2 separate regions of the Homo sapiens genome follow, and region 1 is linked to region 2. A link is a contact called in ENCODE Hi-C or POLR2A ChIA-PET data. All regions are on one chromosome and are shown on one strand. Each heading gives the region's core, a stretch centred on a gene start or an enhancer-like site at or near the end of the contact. The rest is flanking DNA. Distances are from core to core; before and after follow the strand shown.

Evidence for each region. A loop is a pair of places that touch in the nucleus more often than their neighbours do. ChIA-PET counts read pairs that join two places held with the same protein, here RNA polymerase II (POLR2A). Pooled maps may share reads with other maps.
Region 1: a loop to region 2 is called in a map of Ramos, with 2.1 times the contacts of the local background. The contact joins two enhancer-like sites. A Hi-C loop is called at or near these places in 3 of 168 maps with a recorded cell type or tissue (HAP-1, OCI-LY7 and Ramos), 1 of 37 single-sample maps with no recorded cell type and 8 of 50 pooled maps. POLR2A ChIA-PET finds 5 or more read pairs at or near these places in 1 of 52 experiments (activated CD4-positive, alpha-beta T cell).

Annotation. Positions count from the first base shown.
Region 1 is chr3:142,268,802-142,271,834 of GRCh38, reverse strand. No RefSeq gene overlaps it. Among named protein-coding and RNA genes, the nearest start is that of GK5, 45 kb to the right of the region's middle. Within about 2 kb of position 1,299, at least 3 of the 41 ENCODE cell types and tissues checked have a DNase peak (open chromatin) inside an H3K27ac peak, as active enhancers do.
Region 2 is chr3:141,939,320-141,942,631 of GRCh38, reverse strand. No RefSeq gene overlaps it. Among named protein-coding and RNA genes, the nearest start is that of ATP1B3, 64 kb to the right of the region's middle. Within about 2 kb of position 1,616, at least 5 of the 41 ENCODE cell types and tissues checked have a DNase peak (open chromatin) inside an H3K27ac peak, as active enhancers do.

The DNA of each region.
Region 1 (3,033 bases), core at 50-2,549, 330 kb before region 2:
TACAGGTGCCCGCCACCATGCCAGCCTAATTTTTTGTATCTTTAGTAGAGACGGGGTTCCACCGTGTTAGCCAGGATAGTCTTGATCTCCTGACCTTGTGATCCTCCCACCTCGGCCTCCCAAAGTGCTAGGATTACAGGCACGAGCCACCGCGCCCTGCCGAAAATTAGGATATTTTTAAATGTACTTGCATTCTCTTTTCTTAGACCCCGTCTTATTTTTGGACTTGCAGTTTTTTATTGTGGTAGAATACACATAATAAAATATGCCATTTTTGGTATTAAGAACATTCATGGTGTTGTGCAGCCATCACTACTACCTAATTTCAGAACATTTTTATCATCCCAATGGGAACTCTGTACCCATTAAGAAGTCATTCTCTACTCTTTTTCCTCACAGCCCAGGCAACCACAAATCTGCTGTCTACTGTGTTTTTTGTTTGTTTGTTTGTTTTTGAGACAGGGTCCTGCTCTGTTGCCCAGGCTGGAGTGCAGTGGCACAATCTCAGCTCACTGCAACCTCCACCTCCTGGGCTTAAGTGATCCTCCCACCTCAGCCTCCCTAGTAGCTGGAACCACAAGCACAGGCCACCATGCCTGGCTAAATTTTTTTGTATTTTTTTTAATAGAGATGAGGTTTTGTTATGTAGCCCAGGATGGTCTCGAACTCCTGGGCTCTAGTGATCCACAAGCTTCAGCCTCCCAAACTGCTGGGATGACAGCCATGAGCCACCACGCCCGGCCGTCTGCTCCCTATTGTATGGATTTGCCTACTATAGGTATTTCATACAAATGGAATTATACAGTATGTGGCTGTTTTGTGATTATATGATATAAGGTATAATTACAGTTCCTTTGCATGGCCGGACACTCAAAAACGCTACCATGCAGGACCACACCTGGGGACAGGGTAACAGCAAGCTGGAACTGTAGAAGCAGCTTATGTATGACAAACAGGGTGGGGTTAGCTGGGTGTTGTGGGCTTCCTAAAGATTGGGTATTCTGAATAATTCCATGGGCCCCAGGAAGAAGAGCCAGTCCCTGGCTGTGGGTACCTTGGGGCCTCTTGCAGTTGAGTGTGTATGAACAGAAATCCAGAGTGCTACAGCCCAAGAAAGGAAGTGGCTAGGGTGGAGCCTTAGCAAACTGCCCATGAAGGGAAATTGAGAGGTGTAGACATGACCTCAAAACTGAGTCAAGACAGCACTTGTGAAATATGATTTTACTACCATGACCTCAAAACAGGATCAAGACAGCATTTGTGAAATAAGACAGGATAGCACCCGTGAACAACAAGAACCTGAGGTGTGAAGTCGCCGGGATGGAGAGTTAGCAAACTGTCCACAAAGGGGCAGCAAGACTTTTAGCCAAGTTTTAGCTTGACTCAAAATTGGGTCAAGATAGAACTTGTGAAATATTCTATTACAGTGGCCTTTTGCGTTAGGCTTCTCTCACCTAACATAGTGCGTCCGGGGGTCATCCATGTTGCAGCGTGTATCAGTCCTTTCTTTTCAAGGCTGAATAATATTCCACTGTATCCCATATTTTGTTTATTCATTCAGCTGCTTAATGGGCATGAGGGTTGCTTCCACCTTCTGGCTATGGTGACTTGTGCTGCTGAAAACATTAATGTGCAAGTTTTTATTTGTGCACCTGTTTTCAGTTCTCAAGGGCATATACCTAGGATGAAATTGCTGGGGGTTATGATTTAACTTATTGAGATGCCTTGAAAGGAAAGCATTTTCCACAGCAGCTATATCATTTTTCACTTCTACCAGCAATGTGCTGTGTTTCTTTACATACTTAACAACACTTATTTTCTATTTTTTAAAATTATGACCATCCTAGTGGGTGTGAAGTGGTATGTAGTCGTGGTTTTAGCTTGCATTTCCTTAATGACTAATGACAATGAGAATCTTTTCACTGGCTTGTGGGCCATTTGTATCACTTCTTTTAAGAAATGTCAAGTCTCTTTCCCATGTTCTATTGAGTTGTTTGTCTTCTTACAGGAAGTCTCTTTTAACTCCAAAAAACAACCTTCTTTCTCCAAATAATTTTATCTTATTTTTAGTATTTGCAGTGTTAATAGGGGATTAAGGTTTGTTTATTCCAACATGTGATATTTTTAAGGCATGGTAAAACAAAGAGTGTGCATTGTTTACCTAAAAGGATCAACTTTTCAGATGACACTATTCTAGTTTTATGAAAAGAGCTGAATATCCTGATTAGAAGGTATTACGTTGCAATGAAATTCAAATCTTTAAATCCTATTATCAGAACCGGTGGCAAAAACATTGCTTTTGTAATTGAAGAAGTTAAACACAATGGAGAAATAGTGAGTCTCCTCAATTAAACCTCATTAATCCTCCAAAATAATTTTTAATGTAGACAAAATACTGTTAAAAATTCATAGAAAATGAGGCCTTAATGACCTGAATTCTAGGCTATTTTTAATGCCTACATTGGGCAAATGGTATCATAACCAAGAAAATCATAGCCAACATAATCAAATTGAGGGGTTTACATCTCATATACACCACATTGTAAACACCCAAGCGTCAGGGAACCCACAAAATCTAAGTCAGTTAATATTGCTTGAATCAACCTGGTTAGGAACCACAGTTTCTCTAAGTGGAAAGTGGGCCAAAGTACTCCAAAAAACATCTTTGAAGTGTCAAATAAGTGGACACAATATATATAAACAAGGATAAAATGTATTTTGTCTACAAAAATTAGTGTGACAAGGCTTTACATTAAAAAATGTTTTTAAAGAGATTCCTCGGTCTTAAGGAAAATTTATCTGTAGAACCGCCTTCGAGATAAGAAACAGGGTGAGTATAAACGGACTCCTCTCAAACAGAAAATTGTCATCTCAGGAATCAGAATGCACACTTATTTCATTTAACATTTTGATTATCATTCTACGAGAGGAAGTTCACAGTGACATATTTAGGTTGTCTGACGAATTCAAACTGTTGAGTTATAAAAACATCAATCCCAGCAGCAGCTCATGGTGGGAGTTCAACTCTGAAAG
Region 2 (3,312 bases), core at 367-2,866:
CATGGTGGCGGGCTCCTGTGGTCCCAGCTACTCGGGAGGCTGAGGCAGGAGAATGGCATGAACCCAGGAGGCGGAGCTTGCAGCTAGCCGAGATAGTGCCACTGCACTCCAGCCTGGGTGACAGAGCAAGACTCTGTCTGAAAAAAAAAAAAAAGAAGAAGGGTGGCCAGGTGCCGTGGCTTACCCCTGTAATCTTAGCACTTTGGGAGGCTAGGCCCAGAATTGCTTCCCTGCAATTCGTAGGGAAGATGCTTTCTTATCATCTCTTACACCAAACCAGCATCAGCGAGAACAGCGACAGCAGTCAATATAGAATGCCATGTCCCCAGGCCTCAGGTGGAATGTCACCTGACCTCCGGAACATAGCAGCCCCTCAGCACCTGATCACGCAGTCTCTACCTGTCTCAGGGAGAGGCCGGAACCCTAGATAGCTTATCTCCTATGTTCCAACAAGTTGAGCACGTGGACAATCAGAAGGCACAGAAGGGTGTGGAGCAGTTCAGGGGCCAGCAAGTAGACCCAGGTCTTGAAAAGGAGATGGCTAAGTAAGCACTCGATGACATATTGGAAGGAATGCATCTTCCCATAAAGACTCCCCCTGGAGTTTCACAGACCAAATAAGGGTGGCGGTGGTGGGGAAGTGGTGAGCCTGTGCTCAAGCCCCTTACCCCAGGGGTCTCCTGGAGTAGTGAGCCAAGCTGGTATTGTGCCTTCTCCGTTCCTCCCGGCCTAGAGGAGCCACTTACTAGTGCCGTTTGGTGAAGGTGTCCAAGGACTCATGGGAGTAACCACTGTATCTCTTGGGCTTAAGAAGGTGCTTTTGTTCTTGTAGCCACATGGGGGATGGCACAGCGACTGAATACACCGCTGACCAGGGGCGATACCTGCAAGCCCACAGAATTGTCTACGAAGAGACAAACTATTTTCAAAAATATTTAAAGAGATTTATTCCGAGCCAAATATGAGTGACCATGGCCCCTGACACAGCCCTCAGGAGGTCCAAGAACATGTGTGCAAGGTGGTCAGGGTGCAGCTTGGTTTTATACATTTTAGGGAGACATGAGACTTCAATCAAGTATGTTTAAAAAATACGTTGGTTCGGTCCAGAAAGGTGGGACAACTCGAAGGTGGGGGGCGCTTCCGGCTTATAGGTAGATTTACAAATTTTCTTGTTGACAATTGGTTGAGTTTATCTAAAAACCTGGAATCAATAGAAAGGAAATGTCTGGGTTAAGATAAGGGATTATGGAGAGAAAAGGTCGCAGGCTTCAGAGAATAGATGGTAAATGATTCTTATCAGTAAGGTCTGTGTTGATGTTAATGCCAGCGGGTATAATGAGGCACTTCCCGTTCCTGGCCGGAACCGGTCTCTGAGGTTACATTTTAAGAGCGCCCTGGCCAAGGAGAAAGTCCATTCAGATGGTTGGGGGGTGGGACTTAGAACTGTATTTTTGGTTGACGGAGTTAATTCCATGCCCAGCTTCTTGAGCCTCAGAGAGAAGACAGCTTCAACCCAGAGCCTTTTCCAGAAGAAAGAACCCGACTGGCAGTCAGCTTGCTTGCTTCTGTTCCTACTCCCAGAGCTATGGCTATGTTTTCTCCATTCCTTTTTTTTTGAGACAGAGTCTTGCTCTATTGCCCAGGCAGGAGGTGCAATGGCACCATCTTGGCTCACTGCAACCTCCACCTCCTGAGTTCAAGTGATTCTCTTGCCTCAGCCTCTCGAGTAGCTCGGACTACAGTCACATACCACCACGCCTGGATAATATTTTGTATTTTTAGTAGAGACGGGTTTTCACCATGTTGGTCAGGCTGGTCTCAAACTCCTGACCTTAAGTAATCCACCCACCTCAGCCTCTCAAAGTGCTGGGATTACAGGCGTGAGCTACCGCGTGCGGCCTCCATTCCTTCTCCTACGGGAGCTGCTTCTGTATTTCTGTGCATCTTCTCAGAGTGCTGGCACTTCTCACTGAAGCTTGCACCTGACGACACCGCCAGCTTCCCCAGTTTCTTGCCAGATGAAGGCTCCATCTGCCGGTCTTACTGTGGACGGCTGCCAAATGCCCGGGGGCTCCCTGATCACTGCCAGCTCAGCCTTCTCTCTGAGAGGCCTTTCCAGCCTCTTGCTGAAACTTGCTTTCAGGAGAGCATCTCAGTGGAAAATGCACAGTGGTGAAGGAAGTCCTGTAGTTGGGGAGGGTGTGGGTGGTGGGGGCACAACCAATCCGGTTAGTGTAGAGCAGCATTTGTCATATCCACTTTCTCACTTTCATCCAAATTGCTTCAGGACATTTTTGCCACTGGGGCACAGTGATTCATCCAACCATTTCCTTATTGCCTTCTTATCTCCCGCCTTGGCTAAGGGGCCTAAAGTACTGTGACACATTATGCTAAGGTCAGGAGATTTGTTTTCTTCTTTCATGCCCTACCTACCACTTGGTCATGGCTCTCAAAAGCCGAAACTCAATCATGAGAAGTTTGTGCACTAAAATCCAAAAATGACAATACCGAAAAGGTCCCATCTCCACAGGAAGGACTTTCTGGTTCTGCTAATACATCATAGATTTGCTTTCAAACCTCCAGCAAAGGTTTTCCTCAGTCTGAGTACAACAAAAAGTAATTTTACAGGATGATTTTTTTCCTTGCAGAGACAAGGTCTTGCTCTGTCACAGGCTGGAATGCAGTGACACCATCACAGCTCACTGTAACTTCGAATTCCTGGGCTCAAGTGGTCCTCCCACCTCAGTCTCCACAGTAGCCGTGGTGTGCACCACCACACCTGGCTTGTTTTTTTATTTTGTGTAGAGACAGGGTCTCACTATGTTGCCCATGCTGGCCTCCAGAGATCCTCCCGCTTCAGCCTCCCAGAGTGCTGGAATTATGGGCATGATGTATTTTTAAAACTTTAAAACATCTACAGGATTTATTTTAAAAATTTTAAAACATCTAGGTTTTGTCTGCTTTTTTTTTTTTTTTTTTTTTTTTTTTGAGACGGAGTCTGGCTCTGTCGCCAGGCTGGAGTGCAGTGGCAAGATCCCAGCTCACTGCAACCCCCGCCTCCCAGGTTCAAGAGATTCTCCTGCCTCAGCCTCCTGAGTAGCTGAGACTACAGGCATGCACCACCACACCCAGCTAATTTTTGTATTTTTAGTACAGACGGGGTTCCACCATGTTGGCCTGGATGGTCTCGATCTCTTGACCTCGTGATCCGCCTTCCTCGGCCTCCCAAAGTGCTGGGATTACAGGCATAAGCCACCGTGCCTGGCTCACTGCAGCCTCCGCCTCCCAGGTTCAAGCAATTCTCCTGCCTCA